3 separate regions of the Mus musculus genome follow, and regions 1 and 3 are each linked to region 2. The links are chromatin loops, found by intact Hi-C in ENCODE. Cell type or tissue: left cerebral cortex. All regions are shown on one strand.

Evidence for each region. A loop is a pair of places that touch in the nucleus more often than their neighbours do. Peaks named below come from ENCODE experiments on the same cell type or tissue, not always from the same donor. Only the 100,000 strongest peaks of a DNase experiment are listed, where the experiment ranks them.
Region 1: it touches region 2 in a loop (2.2-fold over the local background); 2 of 42 quality-filtered maps call a loop at or near these places.
Region 3: a loop joins it to region 2, with 4 times the contacts of the local background. A loop is called at or near these places in 2 of 42 quality-filtered maps.

The regions. Positions count from the first base shown.
Region 1 is chr9:70,083,316-70,085,815 of GRCm38, reverse strand. No RefSeq gene overlaps it. Among named protein-coding and RNA genes, the nearest start is that of Gm39369, 1.5 kb to the right of the region's middle. In left cerebral cortex, a CTCF peak has its summit at 1,516; a DNase peak (open chromatin) is centred at 1,509.
Region 2 is chr9:70,502,348-70,504,847 of GRCm38, reverse strand. Rnf111 (ring finger 111) reads left to right here and starts at 1,073. Exons shown (of 15, transcript NM_033604.3): 1 at 1,073-1,389; 2 at 1,846-1,908. In left cerebral cortex, no CTCF peak of the experiment used is centred here; DNase peaks (open chromatin) are centred at 1,021 and 1,462; H3K4me3 peaks cover 2,167 bases; H3K27ac peaks cover 1,580 bases.
Region 3 is chr9:70,011,388-70,013,887 of GRCm38, reverse strand. It overlaps Bnip2 (BCL2/adenovirus E1B interacting protein 2), which reads right to left. Exons shown (of 11, transcript NM_016787.4): 11 at 2,229-2,500. It overlaps Gtf2a2 (general transcription factor II A, 2), which reads right to left and starts at 1,340. Exons shown (of 5, transcript NM_001039519.2): 1 at 1,227-1,340. In left cerebral cortex, no CTCF peak of the experiment used is centred here; a DNase peak (open chromatin) is centred at 1,363; H3K4me3 peaks cover 1,890 bases; H3K27ac peaks cover 939 bases.

The sequences.
Region 1 (2,500 bases), 420 kb after region 2:
AGAATAAGACAAATTTTTTTCCTGTCAACTATTCATGTGACAGGGAGTTAATATTTAGAAAATTATGAACTAAAAAATTTAAATGCCCAAAGAACAAGTAATCCAATCAATCAAACAAATTCAATAGAATTTTCAAGATAAGTACAAAAAAAATGGCTGTTAAAAGTCATGAAAAATGTTCATAGCCACAGTTAGCCACCAGAGACATGCAAATTAAAAGTACATTGAGATTCCATATGACCCTGGTCAGCCTTGTTGAAAGAAGGATGGATATAAATAAAGTATATTCTATATACCCATGAAAACTTCATGATACAGACTGGTTTGTACAGTTAGTGTATAGTAATTCATGCATATGACACAAACACACACACACACACACACACACACACACACACACACAGATCATAAGTAAGGGCCAGGGTCTGGAGAGGTGGTTCAGCATTAAGAATACACTTTTGGTACACAGATATTCCTGCAGACAAAACACTCATACACATTATACTGAAAGACCCACAACGTGAGGACTCCCCCACGTTCTGACTCAGGAGAGGCGACACCCCAAATCACTCACGAGAAACGGTCTTGCTGCAAACTGCAAGAGCACTTTTAATTCAAGAGTGCTCTCGGGCCCACGGTCATACACCATGCAGGGGTAGAGGACCGTGGCACCCCGAGTAGCTGGGTAAGTGGGTATTTAAAGGAAGAAACCACAACTCAAGGAAGTGGGGAGGGCTTTGTTGGAAAATACCCAAGATACCAGTTAAGAGTCACAAGGAAGTGCAAAGTCACAAGAGTCACAAGGAATACCTGGTAATTGTGCAGGTTATCTCTCAAGACAGTTTCTAAGAGCCCCTAACAATAGCACATTTGCATAACGGGTGTCCCCCCCCCAATGGTTAGGGTGACTTTCTTTAAATGAACACTCTTTGAACCCTGGAAGCAGGTGGGTGGAGGAACGTCGTCTATCTGTTTTATGATTATCATACCTTGGAGCATTGAGTCACAGAGGTCACATTCCCAAGCCTGGGCCTAAAGGCCTAGAATTTTGCTTTTATATTTTTTCAATACATATGTAAAGTCTGTCATCTGAGGCCTTTCTTTACACTCTGACGCAACAATTTATAAATACTGGCTATTTTATTGATTGGTTTTAATTTTAGACACATTTTAGCCCAGTGTTATTTAGCTTGATGACTGAGACATCTGGCTCCTTTGCATTTTGCATTGAGTTCAGGGCCTCTTACACCAACCCTGACCTGCCCAGCTCTGTGGTAATCTGGGGCTAAGTACAGCAATCAGTAATTATGATTAGGTTGTCTTGGGCATATCTGACCGGTTTGGATAGACGCTGGTCTGTTTTTATGCCTAACTACCGTTCTTTGTTTACTCGATAACTTTGGATTTAGTTTTTCTGGAGACTAGGTTGGACCACAAAGATCCCAATGAACTGTGACACCTGTAGGATTTGGAGGAGTGAGAAGTAAATGTGTTTGCTGCCCCCACACGGCAAGAATGGGAACTGCTAAGGAATCTGCATTCGGAGAGCCCAGAAGCAAAGCGTCCATTGATTACTGCCTCAAGGAAGGGGCCTGGAAGAATCGCTGGGCGCAACTCTCTCTGGAACAACAAACTAATGGCAGAGAAGTCAGAAGCGGGCCAGGAAGTATGCAGTACAGGAAACTGGATGTCGCTATATTATGGACAGTACCAGCTCTGCAGACTAACAGTTCCCCTTACAGAGCTGTGAATCTCACAGGAGGTGGGTGGTTATAGAAAACAAACTAGTGAATACCAGGCCAGGCAGGAGGTGGTAAACTTTTTGGAAGAAAACAACGTGTGTGTGTGTGTGTGTGTGTGTGTGTGTGTCCTAAAACTAGAAGTCGGGGAGCACAGAAGGTGAGGGCTAAGGAGGCCCTTCCTGCACAAACTCTCCCAACTGAGTTTCATACCTCGAACCCAAATAAAAGGTAGAAGGTGAGAACTGACTCCAACACACTGTGGCACAAACACAACGGTAATAAATAAATAAATAAATAAATAAATAAATAAGAAAGAAGATCGTAAGACATAAGGAAGAGAGAACCTTTAAGATGGGGAGACTTTTGGGGGCCGGTAATGGACTGTGTGTGTGACAGGAACATAGAAGTGGAGACTGTTGAGGGAGTGGGGATCAGCTAGAGGGAGCCGAAGATCCAGGGATGCTGGTGGGAGAGGCAAAGGAATTTGATTATAATGGATTATATTGACGCAGATGTATGAAAACGTCACAATGATATCCATTCCTTTGCTTACCAACGACAAATATTAATTAAACTGCATTAGTTACTTGATTCGTGGCTCTGACAAAATACCCAACAGAAGCAACTTAAGATGGGGAGGTTTACTTGGGTTCGCAGTTCAAGCACAGCCAGTCCGTAAAGGTGCACAGTATCATGGCGGCCGATGCCCGAGGCTGCTGGTCACACTGCATCTGCAGTAAGGAGGAAGCGGGGGTGTG
Region 2 (2,500 bases):
AGCCCGGAAACAAAACAAAACAAAACAAAACAAAACAAAAAAGTCCTGGGCTTTGATAGTCCCGATAGAATTCTACTTGTAGAGGGCAGCAACTAGGGAGGCTGAGGAAATCCAAATCCAATGTTTTCCATTTCTTCTTCTTTTAAAATTTAAAAATACTCCCAGTTCTTGGGAGGCAGAGTCAGGTGGATCTCTGAGTCTCTGGAGTGAGTTCCAAGACAGCCAGGGCTACACAGAGAAACTCTGTCTCGAAAAACCAAAACCAAACCAAACCAAGCCAAAAAATCACCTTCACTAAATATGGAGAACATGAGTGAATATTATCGACGAGCTGATGTAGAAGGAGGTTATTAATGCTTGTTAAATACTTAATTGGTAATATAAGGTACTTTAAGTCGTCATATTTGACCTCACAAGATCATTTTGAAGCATATAAGGCTATCATGTTTTATAGAAGAGGAAACTGAGATTTATAAAGGTGTTAATAAGTCAGCTTGGGCACCCTCACTTTGCTTTCTGACCGGAAATCTGTCTGATTGACTGCAGAGCCCACTCTCTGTCCTTACATCCTTCTAGGGCACACAATAAAAACTGCAATCTTCTGGGTTTTGTGAGGCAATTAAGAAGTCATCTGCGATTGTATAGCTCCCAGGCTACCTAATAATACATTTGAAATGATTTTGAAAATTCACTTCACCAGTGAGATGAGATCTCTGTTTTGGGTATCATCTGCTGAGAAAGACACTAACCCGTGTTTTTTTGTTTTTTTATTTAAAGGCGCGACTAGTGCAATCAGTAAGCTGGAATAATTTTTAGTTTGAGAAAAAGCAACCAGTACGTAGGCGGAATTATGCTGAAGCACTGTTGAGCCCGAAATCACGGAAGAAAGTGAACCCAACCACCTTATTTTTAACTTAGTCCCACTGGGCCAACAGTTCGCCTAAGCCAGTGCAAAGAGGAAGGACTGGGACGCAGGGGGGCGGTCCCTGGCCCGCACATGCGCAGACATACTGCTGTGAGAGGGCGTGAGGGTCCGGAGCGCTCGCTTTCCGAACTGTCGTAAAAGGGCCCCGGTGTCGCGCTCGCGCAGTCGGGGAGGGCCGGCCCAGGCTGCGGCGGCGGCGACGGCGATGGTGGCGGGGCGCTGGTGCTGCGCGGCGTAAGGCACGCCGGCCGTTCAGGGTCGCGAGCGCGCGTGGGCCGCGATCGGGTGCTCGGAGCCGGGTCCAGCCGAGCCAGGCTCAGCCTCACGCTCCGCGGCGGCGGTGTTGACAGACGCCCTCCTGAGGAGAGCCGCCCGGCCCGCCTCAGCCTCACCCGGCCGAGCGCTGTTCCCCAGCCCCGCGCCAGCGAGTCCGGGACCTGGCCGCACGGGGCCTGCGGACTCGGGTGAGGGCGCCGGCGGAAGGGGGGGGGGTGCGGGGGAGGGGAGCGGCGCGGTGGCGCTTGCGCGCGGCGGGGGAGGGGCCGAGCAGGAGGGAGAAAGAGGAAGGGCCGCGGCGGCCGGCCCGGGTCGGCGACAGGGGAATGACCGCGGGTCCCGGACGGCGCGGAGTGGCTCATTGTGTCCGGGCAAGAGTCCGCCCGCGGACACACCCACGGCCTCTTGGGAGGGGGTGGGTGAGGGGATTGCGCCCCGGGGCCGCCGCTCGCCAGCGGGACTGGGGCTCAGGGCCGAGGAGTGGGGGTGACAATGGAGTGAGGAAGGTAACCCCGGCTGGAGCCGGGAGCCGCCCGGTGCGGGCGGGCACGCGCAGTCCGCGGAGCAGAAGACAGGCGCGTCTGATATTGTGTGGAGTTGGCTGGTTAGTCATTAAAAAAAGATGTTTTCTTTATCCTGCCTAGATAATTGATCGGAGTCAGCAGTGGTGCGGTGGAAATATCGGTTTTTGTTCTGGAGAAATAGAGGTTTGTCACCACACTTCTTAGATTATAGAGCTTTATAGATAATTTTAAAAAAAAAGTGTGACTTTTTAGCGTCCAAAAAAAACAACAACCAAAAACCAAAAAACCAGGAAGTTGTAGCTAGCGCCTTCACTTAATTTGCTCATGTCTGGGGTGACTCCATTGTATTGTTGAGAGCTTTCCTGTTCCTTGATTTATGTACAGAATGAGTTTAGAACTCCTGAGTAGCAGTGAGTGAGCCAGCTGACAGAGACCTCATTGTCAGAGTTCTGACAGCTCTTGAACCTGACTTGATCCAAACTTAGTTCCATTTGGCACTTTTATCTTTAATTTTCTTGTTTTGGGGACCTCTTTAACCAAAGAGAGCAAAATCAAAAAAAAGATGAACAGAGGTTCCTCATATCTTTACCATTTGTCTTTGCAATAGCTCTCACGTGACTTAATACAGATGTCCTTTCAAGAATTCTGATTTTACTTAGCTTTTGAGTCTACGTTAAAGAACCCAAACAAACCCCAAAACCTTCATGTGCGTATATACCAGTGTGTGGGGTCTGTACATGTGAGTGCAGGTGCCTCTGAGGCCGGAAGAGGACCT
Region 3 (2,500 bases), 490 kb after region 2:
TCCCTCACTTCTCTCTTTGTACCCATATTCAGGATGTTCTACTCTACATCGAAACAATTATCAAATAGCTAAGACACTTCTCCTACAGCTAAGAGCAAATGCAGAGGACTCTTCTATGGGCCCTCAGAGTCATATAAACCATAAAGATGGTCCAATTCCTAGCAAATCTTGGAAGGGCAACTTTCAAAATGAATCCAGAAGCCAATCATTTCTCAACATCCCCATGATTATTTTATAATGCCAGGCCACTGACTCATGGTGTTCAAATTTTCTTTACTCTACACTTGTCCCTCACACTTTATAATTTGCAGCGGGGTTATCTTTTAAAAATATGGGCTAGAACATATTTTCCATCAGCTTCTATCAGGCCTGACGATCTGGCTACCCTCTATGTTTGGTTTGATCTATTTTCCACCTCCCTTTGCACTCTCAACTGCCCTGAGGATGACAGGCGTGGGACTGCCTTTGCGATGGCTGTTCTTTCTGCCTGTAATGTTCTTGCTCAGATATTAATTTGGCTAACACACAACTCCAATAGCTCCATTCAATTGCACCTAAACTGACCACCACATAGGAACTCCAACATCCATTATGAAACGTCTCCAAACCCTTCATCTCGCTAAAATTTTTTGATAGCACCGTCTGCCATCAAGTTACCTAACGGTCTTATGTTAACTTTCCGCATAAAATGTAAAGTCCACGAGGGCATGGATCTTTATTTTTGTTCACTTGATGTAACCTGCGGGCTGAGAACAGTACCGGATACTCGACGCGTGTCAAACAAAAACATTTAGCTCGTTCAAAGTAAACGCCAGTCAGTACGTGTGTATGGAGAAGGGGAGAAAAAGGTCAGAGAGACATAAACTTTAAAATAGGACAGGGGAGCCATGGCACGCTCCATTTGACATCTAAGCATTATTTGGAAAAGAGCTAACAGCGACTTCGACGTCTGCTGAAACGAGCTGGCTCGGCCATCTCCAATCTTTAAAGGTGGCGGCAACTGCAGAACTTCGGAATCCCCTCCTCACTGCAGAGCTGGAGCGCAGGCGCCGTGTGTGCCCGGCATCCGAGCGGGACGCCGGTCGCCTAAGCGCGGCCTGAGGAGAGCGGGAAGGCGGCTGCTCCCGCGCGGCTGCGTCTGTCTGGGGTCGCCTTCCGGCGGGCACAGCGCTCGGTACCGCCCGCCTCGCCGCGGCCTCCCCGCTCCCGGCCCCGCCGCCGCCTACCTGAGGGAAGGCGCTTCCGCCACGGCGGTAGCAGAGCCAGGTAGGGAGCCCGCTGCGACCACCTCCTCGGCCGCGGAAACCGCAGCCCTGTGCCAGTGACCCGGAAGTGCTCACGCGACCCGGAGGTGACGCCACAGGAGCCACTGCCGGCCCCCACCGCCGTTTCCGAGAAGGGGCGTGGTCTCTCCTGCTGGCGCTCGGGAAGCAAAAGGCAATGGGGCGACTGTCTGGCTTGTCAAAGTTTGTGGGACTGCAGTGTAGGGAAACCAGGGTTTGTGAGTCTTTCATCTTTTTCATTTGGAAGGTCTGCTGTATAAACTTCGTGACTGATACAAAAGCAAATACGTGGATATTCTGAGTTTCCAGAATTTCACATCCCTTTTCTTTTTAGCGGGGGTGCTTGGTTTTCTGCTTTCAAAACAGCAGCTATAGGTACTGCAGATGGCCAGTGAGCACATGAATTGTGACTTCGGATGCAAACACTCCAGGTCTGAGAGTGAAACATGTTCTCCTTTGTGCCATGCTGTAGGTTTTCCTTTTTAGCCTTTTAAAATCATATCCTTGCAACCCAAACTCATTAAATAATTTCCAAACTATGAAATACAGATCTGATTAAAGTTCAAATAGTGTTAAGATTGTAAACAGGCTGAACTTGTTATCAATTAAAAGAACCAGAGCAGGGTGTAGTGGCGCACACCTTTAAGTTAATCCCAGCACTCGGGAGGCAGAGGCAGGTGGATTTCTGAGTTCGAGGCCAGCCTGGTCTACAGGGTGAGTTCCCGGACAGCCAGGACTACACAGAGAAACCCTGTCTCGAAAAACCAAAAAAAAAAAAAAAAAAAAAAAAAAAAAAAAAAAAAAATAAATAAAATAAATAAATAAATAAATAAAAGAACCGGAAGCATCCACACTGCAGGATTGTAAAGGCCCGATGTTTGAAAGGCTTCACCGGAAAATTCAGTGTAAAAGTTAACGATTAAAGATGAAAACAAGGCACGAATGTATATTCCAACTAATTTATTCAAATGCATTAATGCTGCAGTAGCATGTGTAACAGATGAAGACACACCACTGTATTTGGAACCAGTCAAAGGAAGAGAAAAGGATATACTTTGCAGATCAATGGCTTCTCAGTGACAAAAACCAGAGGTGTATCCTGCAGAGAGAATCAGTCTCAATTCTCACTGAAATGACAATATTATCTAAGAACAGTGGAAAGGGCACAATAAGCGCATTCCGTCTAAATGACAGAATGTGAGCGTCCAATGAAAATC